3 separate regions of the Homo sapiens genome follow, and all the other regions are linked to region 1. The links are chromatin contacts, found by Hi-C in ENCODE. All regions are on one chromosome and are shown on one strand. The core of a region is the stretch at or near the end of the contact, and the rest is flanking DNA. Distances in the headings are between cores, read along the strand shown. Region 1 holds the start of SLC33A1 (solute carrier family 33 member 1). Region 2 holds the start of LXN (latexin). Region 3 holds the start of MFSD1 (major facilitator superfamily domain containing 1).

Evidence for each region. A loop is a pair of places that touch in the nucleus more often than their neighbours do. Pooled maps may share reads with other maps.
Region 2: a loop to region 1 is called in a pooled map, with 6 times the contacts of the local background. The contact joins the promoter of LXN here to the promoter of SLC33A1 in region 1. A Hi-C loop is called at or near these places in 6 of 50 pooled maps.
Region 3: a loop to region 1 is called in a map of B cell, with 14 times the contacts of the local background. The contact joins the promoter of MFSD1 here to the promoter of SLC33A1 in region 1. A Hi-C loop is called at or near these places in 2 of 168 maps with a recorded cell type or tissue (B cell and naive thymus-derived CD4-positive, alpha-beta T cell) and 10 of 50 pooled maps.

Annotation. Positions count from the first base shown.
Region 1 is chr3:155,852,502-155,855,948 of GRCh38, reverse strand. SLC33A1 (solute carrier family 33 member 1) reads left to right here and starts at 1,522. Exons shown (of 6, transcript NM_004733.4): 1 at 1,522-2,726. The coding sequence starts at 1,952. It overlaps LOC105374174 (a long non-coding RNA gene), which reads right to left and starts at 1,196. Exons shown (of 3, transcript XR_924607.4): 1 at 871-1,196. RefSeq lists enhancers at 935-1,494, 1,865-1,934.
Region 2 is chr3:158,671,271-158,674,895 of GRCh38, reverse strand. LXN (latexin) reads left to right here and starts at 2,248. Exons shown (of 6, transcript NM_020169.4): 1 at 2,248-2,546. The coding sequence starts at 2,418. The region is part of intron 13 of GFM1 (G elongation factor mitochondrial 1); the gene reads right to left. RefSeq lists enhancers at 1,875-2,064, 2,375-2,424, 1,846-2,438, 2,865-2,924, 2,439-3,031.
Region 3 is chr3:158,799,831-158,803,450 of GRCh38, reverse strand. MFSD1 (major facilitator superfamily domain containing 1) reads right to left here and starts at 1,397. Exons shown (of 16, transcript NM_022736.4): 1 at 1,136-1,397. The coding sequence starts at 1,298.

The sequences.
Region 1 (3,447 bases), core at 273-2,772:
AAAGATTAGAGGACTTTACAGTTGCCTTTTTTTTTTTTTTCCAGACGGAGTCTCACTCTGTCGCCAGGTTGGATTGCAGTGGCACGATCCCGGTTCACTGCAACCTCCGCCTCCCAGGTTCAAGCGAGTCTCCTGTCTCAGCCTCCCAAGTAGCTGGGGCTACAGGCGCGCGCCACCAGGCCGAGCTAATTTTTTGTATTTTTAGTAGAGACGGGGTTTCACCGTGTTGGCCAGGATGGTCTCAATCTCTTGACCTCGTGATCCACCCGCCTCGGCCTCCCAAAGTTCTGGGATTATAGGCGTGAGCCACTGTGCCTAGCCTGCCATTACGTTTGTAATCCCAGCACTTTGGGAGGCCGAGGCAGGCGGATCACGAGGTCAGGAGTTCGAGACCAGCCTGGCCAACATAGTGAAACCCCGTCTCTACTAAAAATACAAAAATTAGCCGGGCGTGGTGGCGCGTGCCTGTAGTCCCAGCTACTCGGGAGGCTGAGGCAGGAGAATCGCTTGAACCCGGGAGGTGGAGGCTGCAGCGAGCCGAGATGGCCCTACTGAACACCAGCCCAGGCGACAGTGTGAGATTCCTCTCAAAAGAAAAAAAAATAATAATCTTTCTGCCAGAGGTGAGAGAGCAGAAAAAAAATTAATCAGATTCTCAAATTCCTGTACGTCTCTTAGTAGAGACGGGTTTCTCCTTGTTGGTCAGGCTGATCTTGAACTCCCAATCTCAGGTGATCCGCCCGCCTCGGCCTTCCAAAGTGCTGGGATTACAGGCGTGAGCCACCGCGCCCGGCCACAAGACGTTTTATTGCAACATAAAAACAGGATGTAACGAGTCTTCCAATCACCAATGTAATTAGAGTTGGTTACCAAGTTTCCCCACGCGTCTTCCACCATGAGGGAGAAACGGACTGCAGACAAACCTAGCACCCCTTGAGCAGTTTAATTCGTACTATAAATATGTAGGCACCGTAAGGACGCGATTCTCCAGTTTGCCAGGCCTTTTTCTATCCTTTTGGGGGCACAAGGCGACCTTGCCTCCTGATTCAAAAACTTCGTAAACGTCAATCCTTCTACCCTTTTCTGGTCAGCCCACGAAAGCAGCAGCATGGCACAACTCCCAGCCTAGAGTTCGGGCACTGCCTGTCGTCAGCATAACGAAGAAACCTACACCCACGAAGACTTCAGACCCCACGTGATTACATCACTCAACCACCAGCGCTGGCCTGGAGGAACCCGCTGTCACGTGACCGCTCGTGCCCAATGACCGAGGCCCACGCTTTCCAGACCGCCACAGTCGCTGTCACAGGGCCTGAGTTTGGGCGGCGCCCCGCCCCGGCCGCACGGTGCGCCGGCGTTAATCCTCCCCGAAGGTTCCGGCAGCCAAGATTGCAGGTTCCCACCAAGCATTGTTTCCGAACTGGGCCACGAGAGCGTGTCCCTGATTGGCTTGCTCTGGAGGCTGGGAAGGGACCTGTTAGAGACTGGGACCACTTCCTGAAGCGCGAGGCAGGAAGTTATATGCTTTTTCTGGAGTCCTGTAGAGAAAGTGCTCTCTGCCGCATTGATAGCAGCGAGAGCTGGAGGTGTTGGGTCGGGAGACCAGCCGTTCGATCCCGCCGCAGGTAGGAGCTGGTTTCCATCCTGGCACCACGGCACACACCTCCAGCCTCGAGCCCGGCGCTGCTGCCCGGGGGTCTCCTTCAGGCTCTTTGACGCCGTTCCAGGGGGCACCTATCCAGGCATCCTCTGGGCCTCTAGCCAGAGGACTGGCTCCCGGCTTCAGCACTCCGGGCTGCAGTAAGAAGTGCCCTTATCGCTCTGAGCCCTGCCACCATCCCGTGAACCACCGAAACCCTGGTCCAGCGCGACAGCCTTGGACCTGGGACTGGACGGATCCAAAACGCTCAGCCTCGGCCCCCCACAGACGGGGCTCTGCATCGTCTCTGATATGTCACCCACCATCTCCCACAAGGACAGCAGCCGGCAACGGCGGCCAGGGAATTTCAGTCACTCTCTGGATATGAAGAGCGGTCCCCTGCCGCCAGGCGGTTGGGATGACAGTCATTTGGACTCAGCGGGCCGGGAAGGGGACAGAGAAGCTCTTCTGGGGGATACCGGCACTGGCGACTTCTTAAAAGCCCCACAGAGCTTCCGGGCCGAACTAAGCAGCATTTTGCTACTACTCTTTCTTTACGTGCTTCAGGGTATTCCCCTGGGCTTGGCGGGAAGCATCCCACTCATTTTGCAAAGCAAAAATGTTAGCTATACAGACCAAGCTTTCTTCAGTTTTGTCTTTTGGCCCTTCAGTCTCAAATTACTCTGGGCCCCGTTGGTTGATGCGGTCTACGTTAAGAACTTCGGTCGTCGCAAATCTTGGCTTGTCCCGACACAGTATATACTAGGACTCTTCATGATCTATTTATCCACTCAGGTGGACCGTTTGCTTGGGAATACCGATGACAGAACACCCGACGTGATTGCTCTCACTGTGGCGTTCTTTTTGTTTGAATTCTTGGCCGCCACTCAGGACATTGCCGTCGATGGTTGGGCGTTAACTATGTTATCCAGGGAAAATGTGGGTTATGCTTCTACTTGCAATTCGGTGGGCCAAACAGCGGGTTACTTTTTGGGCAATGTTTTGTTTTTGGCCCTTGAATCTGCCGACTTTTGTAACAAATATTTGCGGTTTCAGCCTCAACCCAGAGGAATCGTTACTCTTTCAGGTAGTGTATTTAAGCTATTATGGTGTTAGGTTTATTTATCCTTTTGAAAGAGTGTGTGACGTTGGAGGGAAGCTCATTAATTTACTGGAAATCATTGTATGGGAGATAACTCAAGGTAAGTTTTCTGTTTCGTCCAAATGAGCTTCTTTGAAATATTAAAGCCAAAATGAATGATATTAGAGCAATCAAATGATCACTATGCGGTTAACAGGGAGAGGCAACCCATCAAATAACACAACCGAGTCCAGGGATTCATGCCACTTGCTTAATACACAAATGCACACTTTTAAAAAGTGTGGCTCATATGGTTCACATTTTTCCTTTTGTCTTGTTGGTTTTAGGTTTCTAGCTCTATACTTTCTAATCCATTTCTACCCCTACCGTTGTACCCAGAATCCAGCCTTCTAGTGAATGGAACAGGGTTTATTCGTTCAAACATTATTGAACCAGCTAAGGGACGGGATTCTAAGGCCTCTAATGAATAAGGCAGAGTTCTGCACTCAAGAAATAAGGAAGATGAACATTTTAGGAGAGTTCAGAGTTGCCAGTTAGTAACTGCCTTTGGGAGTCAGGCTTCACATTGCAGATAACATTTGACTTTGTTCTTGAATAAGATTCCACGAGGCCAGGAAATGGCACACCAGAATGCACAACACAAAGTAAAAGTGCACTGAGGCAGGAAAGTACAAAAAAGTACAGGACATTGCCTAAATTGTGGAAC
Region 2 (3,625 bases), core at 999-3,498, 2.8 Mb before region 1:
CTGTTTATTTGGACTAGATATTCCTGGACTGCACATATAATGACAGAATGACTTAGTCTCATGAATCATCTTTCAAATTTTTAATGAAAGAAAATGAGAAACAGGAAAAGGTGAGCTACAGCCAGTTTTAGACAAATATGAAATTATCACTGTAAAACGCTAATTATCTTTTCTTTTCAAGGAGAGAGGAAAAAGCTTAAATATAAGCCATGTTATTAATAAAAAACCTTGAAGTATGGAAATAAAATATGGGCAGTCTTCTACTTAAAATGCTCTTAGACAAATAAGACAAATACTGTTCTCCGAAAGTCTTATTTTTTTATTTCTGGTGTTCTTCTAAAGTGTCTCTCAAATGAACAGTCTTCTTCATGTCAAAGTTCCCCAAATTTCACCAATTCTTTGGTAAATTTATCCCAGGAGACAGTGTAAGTTCGTATCTGACAACCCCATCGAAAATTGGCTGATATTCTGTATTTGCAAAAATATTGCCATGGGTGGGTCAGGGTTTAACAAATGCTGAACTAAGAAACGTGGAGAGGCCAGGCACGGTGGCTCATGCCTGTAATCCTAACACTTTGGGAGGCAGAGGAGGGAGGATTGCCTGAACTCAACATGGTGAAACCCCATCTCTACTAAAATACAAAAAAATTAGCCAGGTGTGGTGAAGTGCACCTGTAGTCCCAGATACTAGGGAGGCTGAGGCAGGAGAAATGCTTGAACCTGGGAGGTGGAGGTTGCAGTGAGCCGAGATCACGCCACTGCACTGCAGCCTAGGCAACAGAGCGAAACTCTGTCTCCAAAAAAAAAAAAAAAAAGGTCATGTGTGAAAGACAGTGTCTCGCAAAGCAAATTTCTCATACACGGACAAGACTGAGAAAAGTTTCATTGACATTTGATACAAGATGATGGGCAAGCAGACAGATGGTATTTAAAGGCAAAGTCAATCAGAACCCCCAAATCCCAGGAGACAATAATAAGCATGAAACTGAGGCCAAAGTCCAGAATCCAGATTTACTGCAGAATCTACATAATCAGAAAGAGATACACCTCAAGAGTCTTGGGTGTGTGCATTACTACCAAGTTAAAGGTCCTGGCCAGGCATGGTGGCTTATGCCTGTAATCCCAGCACTTTGGGAGGCTAAGGTGGGTGGATCACCTGAGGTCAGGAGTTTGAGACCAGCCTAGCCTAAACCCGTCTCTACTAAAAATACAAAAAACTAGCCGGGCATTGTGGTGGGCACCTGTAATCCCAGCTACTCTGGAGGCTGAGGCAGGAGAACTGCTTGAACCCAGGAGGCGGACGTTGCAGTGAGCCGAGATAGCACCATTGCACTCCAGCCTAGGCAACAAGAGTGAAATTCCATCTCAAAAAAAAAAAAAAAAAAAAGAAAAGAAAAGAAAAAAAGGTCTCAATCCAGGCAGCGAAGACCTTGGCCAAACTTTGGTAGAATCTCCAAGTTATCCTAGCCCAATTAACCTAAGACCACCAAGGATAAACCTGTACTTCTACAAAGTCAGGTTTATAGGCCCATTGCAATGAGGTAGACCACATACCAGAGAGAGTGCTTTGTATAAGTTCAGTTTTTAAGTTTATTTTAATCCTTGAAGTAAAATATTCAAAATGACTCAAGTTGGAAGCATGGCGTTACATCAAAACTTATCATTTTAAGATTAGTAAAGGAGAGGGGTACAGGTGCATTTTTTTATTTCTCCTGATCCAAATTACATAATCTCCCAATTTAATACTATAGTTTGCAGATTCTCATACTTTGATTTGGGCAGAACTGGTCCAAACCCACAAAAAGCTGAGGATGAGCAAGCCTCTTCCTGGACTCTCATAAGGGGAAGGGAAATGAAGGAATCGAATCACTACCTGGAGTACTGTGTACCTTGCCCTGCCAGGGACGCTGCATGCGGTGTATAAGGAAGTTGTGCTCCAGTATGCAAGCGAAGCAACCAGACTTTTTTCCCATGGACAGGAAACTAGAGTCTTCAGAGATGTCCTATATCAGCGAAAGCCCCACCCTGCACTTCTATAAAGGTTAATGAAACGAAAGATGCAATCCCAGCGAACCTAGCCCACTGACTCCCTCCCCACACCTCCACCTGCTGGTGCCTGACAAGCATGCTGGCCTCTCCTCCAGTAGGAACCAGCAGGCGGAGTAAGGAAGCCCGCTGCAGGCAGTAGTGGGGCGGGGCCTCAGAAGCAGTCAGCCCAGGGCTCTCGGATGCAGGGAGCCTGGGCCCAAACAGCAGCTTCCGGAGTCGGAAGGAGCTGAGGAAGAAGACTGACTGAAGGAGCTTGCGACTTTTCCGCCTCGGCAACCGGACCCAGCAGCAAGCAGGACGGGCGGCGCTCTGCTACTGGTCCCGTTAAGCCAGAGTAGCCCAAGCCCTGAAGTCACTGCTCATCCGGAATGGAAATCCCGCCGACCAACTACCCAGCCTCCAGGGCGGCCTTGGTGGCACAGAACTACATCAACTACCAGCAGGGGACCCCGCACAGGGTGTTTGAGGTGCAGAAGGTCAAACAAGCCAGCATGGAGGTGAGTTTAGCAGGGGGTGGTGGACAGCAGAGGCTTCAGGATTGCGCTCCCTCCACTCACCCGCGGTCTCAGCCTTTGGGTGCAGACACTCCGTGCCACCCCCTACCCACCTTCTGTTTTAGGACACACTGCTGGTATCTGGTCTTGAGATATTAAGGTTTCTGGGGGAATGTCTATACTCCAGTCTCTGGAGACAGCCCGGGACTGTTTTCACCTTAAGGCAGAGACAAAGTTTTTACGCACACAGTTACAAGAAAACGGGAACACGCTCTAGGTAAGGGGCAGCACTTTCCTTAAGTGTAAACTGTAGAAACCATTCAAAAGACTACTAAGGCTGCCACGTTTCTCATCTGCTACTCTGATCTGGACCAACAAAAGCTCCCATCTTCCAAGACTCTATTGCCTACATTTTAAGACAAATCCTTATCAGACCCTTTGACCAAAATGAAGGGGGAAACAAACAGCAAGAGAAACTGACAATCAAAGTCAAAGAATAAAAGCACTGTGGGCTGACGCTGGCCTTTAGCCACCCAAACACCGCTACCACATGACTGCCTTAAATGATGTGCACCCTCTGCTAAAGGCTTGAATTAAATGTTTAAGGCCTCAGCAATCACTAACGAGGTTTGTTTTCATTTTACGAAAATCTACTGGATTTGAGATTATCCCTTATTTATCTGACAGAATTTTAACTGCTAACAGTCTTTTAGAGGTGACACAGTAGATCTTATTTTGAAACTGTACCAGATAACAGAATTAGGTATAAATTTTCAATCTGTATCTTGATTTAAAAGTGAAATACCATTTCTTAGTCTTATATAATTTGTTAATCATTTTGCAGTTTCACTAATGTATAAGTAAAAACAATACTTAATTGTATTAAGTCTCCAATTGCTTTGCAGTAATCTGCCTCAAAATGAAATTCACATTCATTGAACATTATTTGGAGGGTACACTGAGCTTTATGAAAAAATCTTTTCAAAGGTGATATTGTCATCTTTAGAATTAAACGCTGTTTCAAACTTTCTTATGTAGAGACTTTAAGATCACAGATCCAGGGGTTAAATAAAGTCTTTTGA
Region 3 (3,620 bases), core at 148-2,647, 2.9 Mb before region 1:
TTTCTAAACCCTGCTTTAATCTCTTTTAAGGATTCAACGTCCTGCTTTAAAGCTAATGGATGGGCATCATCTTTTAAAAAACAGGGGAGGGGGGAAAAAGGAGTTGCAAGGAAACCAAAGCCCAAAGCATCCTTCATGTCTACTTATATGTTCAGCGCTAGAATAGTTATCCACCATAATGTTCTTAAACCTGCTGATTACACGGGCTCCAGCTAGCCTCCTGAAAAACACATTCATACCAAATTAATATTAGAATTTTGCTTAATAAATTAAAAACTGTAACATAGGAAGGAAAATTTTTTTCTAATTATCAAGAAACTGTTTTCGGAGACATCAGATTTCATAAGAGAAACCAACCACTGTCAAGACTACCACAAGTCCCGTCCAATATGATTGCTTCACAGTGGCAGAGTGGAAGATTAAGAGAACAATATCTATTCACTGAAGCTATCAGCAAGACACACTCATACATTTTCTCAAAGAGGGTGAAAAATATATAGAAGACTGCCGACGAAATCATTCACGTTTTTTAAAAGCTGGACAACATTGTAAGACCCTGTGTCTAAAAATAATAATAATAATAAAGCCGGGTGTGGTGGCGCCCCATCTGTGGTCCCAGCTACTCGGGAGGCTGAGGCGGGAGGATTGCTTGAACCCAGGAGGTGGAGGCTGCAGTAAGCCACTTTCACAACACTGCACTCCGGGCTGGGTGACAGAGCAAGCCCCTGTCTCACCTAAAACCAAACAAACAAAAGTTGTTTAGGAACAGTTAAAGCTTTCTGAATTTCCTCCGACCACGTGTGCCAAAAGAGGAACCTTGAAAATCTGGAGTTACCTTCATATCTATCGCCTCTAGGGCGAGTCGCTAGCCCCTGGGACTTACTGAAGAGCAAAGGAGTGCCACAAAACTCGCCCAGCTCAGTCCCTCGACCTCCACGTTCCGGACGCGGAGTAACTAGCAACATCCACAGGTGTGGCTGGAATCGATCGCAAAGGGGAAAATAAGGAGGCCCAGGAGCTTAAGACAGAAGCTGCGCTGAGGCCCCGTGGCACCAGTGACCACGATGACGATCTACCTCGAAGAGAAAGTCGGGAATTCCTTAAAGATCAGCCCCAACCCACCCGGCCGGCTCACCAAAGCCAAGGAAGCACATCAGTAACAGCACCAAAAGCCGGTGCGCCAGGCGACTGGGGTCGCAGAGGGCCGGCAGGGCTCCAGGGGCGGCCGGGGCACCTCTGTCGGCCTCGTCAGGGCCGCCTGCCAGGAGCGCCCGCGCTTCCTCATCCTCCTCCTCCATTGCGCCCGCAGGAGACGGAGAGGGGAAAGTGGTGACAACTCCAAACCCAGGCAGGAAGCAGCGCCCGTGGAACACTGTCAAGACGGCGGTCACATGACTCCGGGAGCTCACGTGACGCCCCGGCAGGTCACGCAGGGCCACGCCCATGTGAGCGGCCGCGAGCGCTGGGAGGACGGACCCAGCGGTCGATGACAGGGCCTGGCGCGGTTCGCTTTTCCTGGGTGACTGTGTTCGTGGGGCTGAGGCCCTCGAGGTGCCCACTTCCAGCTTTCCACCAATTACTGCACTGTCTTTCCGTTTCCTGCCCCGCTGACGCGTACACCTATTTCAGACTCAGCGCAGCTCCGCGGGGAGAAAAGTGCGGGGCTCCCTCTCGGCTCCACACCAGACTCCGGAGTAGTTCGAACTGCGCTGGGGTCGCCAAGACGCGCGCTGCCCTTCTCCCAGCACTGCCCTCCCCAGCGTCTTTGACCACTCTTAATACCCACAAACTTGATCGGACAATTTCTGGTGTGTCCAGCCATGTGTCACGTACTGGGAATACAAAATAGAATGAGGCAAGCTCCCTGACCTCAAAGATTTCAGAGTTCAGTTGGAGAAATCGACAGAATCTGGTACTTTTAAAACTAAACATGATGAATGAATGTGGTGAGAACAGCGGCAGAAAATGGCACTGAATTCCATAGAAATATCTGGAAAGGTCATTTCAAAAGGGGAGAAAAGGTGCGTAGTTTAGCCAGCTTTCAGGGCAAGGGAGTGAGGGGCGCTGAAGCTCCTTGAAGTTGAAACCCAGGCTAGAATGAGTAAGAATGCGCCAGTCAGGGTGCTTGTTTGAGCGGGTTGGTTGCAGGGCGGGCAGTTACGAGGGATAATAAAGACAAAAGCGTGAAACAGAACTGGGTGTGTATGTGTTTGTGTTGAACGACAGAGAAGGAACTCGAGTAGAAACACTAAACCTGTTTCAAGAAGAGCCATGCAAGGATTTTGAGCACAGCAGCAGGACTGCAAGCTTTGTGTTTTAAAAAACATTCGGTCTGCCAGCACAGCACCATCGTCGCTTTCTGGGAGCCCTCAGGCTTTACTAACAGAATTTTGAGGGCGTCAAAGCTAGAGGCTGAAAACTGTGAGGATTATTAGGAAGATGCTGCAGTCGTAACGATTAGAGATGACGAGGGCCTGTTAGCAATAAAAAGCAGGAATGGCACAGAAGAAAATCAGTAATTATTTAGGAGGTAAAATGGGAATAACTGTAAATAATAGCCTATGCGATCTGAAAGAGAGGAAAGACTTGAGAGTGTCTCCCAGATTTCTAGCTTGGGCCGCCAATAGAGATCAAAATTTAGAGAGAGAAGGAGGTAGGAGAGAGTGTCAAGGATCAGGTGCTGCCTTTGAGATGTCTATACATATCTCCACTTTCACAGTCCATTCTCTCTTCAGCTCCAGTGGAGGAGCTCCCGATCTAATAAAACTGTCTTGCCGAGAGGAGTAATAACTCCATCTTTCCAAATACATTAGTCACTTCTCTGTCATCTTACTCAACTTCTATCAATTGATGGAATTGACAGCCACTCCTTTTTAGCCTCCTTGGCACCATACTTGCCTTGTGTTCCTCCCACTTTGCTGGCCTATCTCATTTGCTGTCTCATTTGTCAGCTCCTCCTCTTCTATTCAAAATCTAGATGTTCAATGATGCAAGACCCATTCCTGAGCTCTCTTCCACTCATCCATTCCCATAACTTTAAATACCCTCCCTCTGCTGTCCAGTAGGTAGCCATGTGTGGCTGTTGATCATTTGTAATGTGGATAGTTGGAAAGGAGATGTGCAATACGTATAAAATACACACCAGATTTCAAAGACTTGTATGAAAAATAGAATAACCTCCTAATTTGAATACTGATTACATGTTGAAATAATATTTTGCAGATATTAGGTTAAATGTATATATATTAAAACTGGCCGGGCACAGTGACTCACGCCTGTAATCCCAGCACTTTGGGAGGCCGAGGTGGGTGGATCACCTGAGGTCAAGAGATCGAGACCATCCTGGCCAACATGGTGAAACCCCATCTCTACTAAAAATACAAAATTTAGCTGGGCGTAGTGGCACCCGCCTGTAGTCCCAGCTACTCAGGAGGCTGAGACAGGAGAATCACTTGAACCCGGGAGGCAGAGGTTGCAGTGAGCCGAGATCGCGCCACTGCACTCCAGCCTGGTGACAGAGGGAGACTCCATCTCAAAAAAAAAATTATATATATATAATTTTATTTTAGTTTATATATATATATGTGTGTGTGTAAACTAATTCCACCCATTTTTACTTT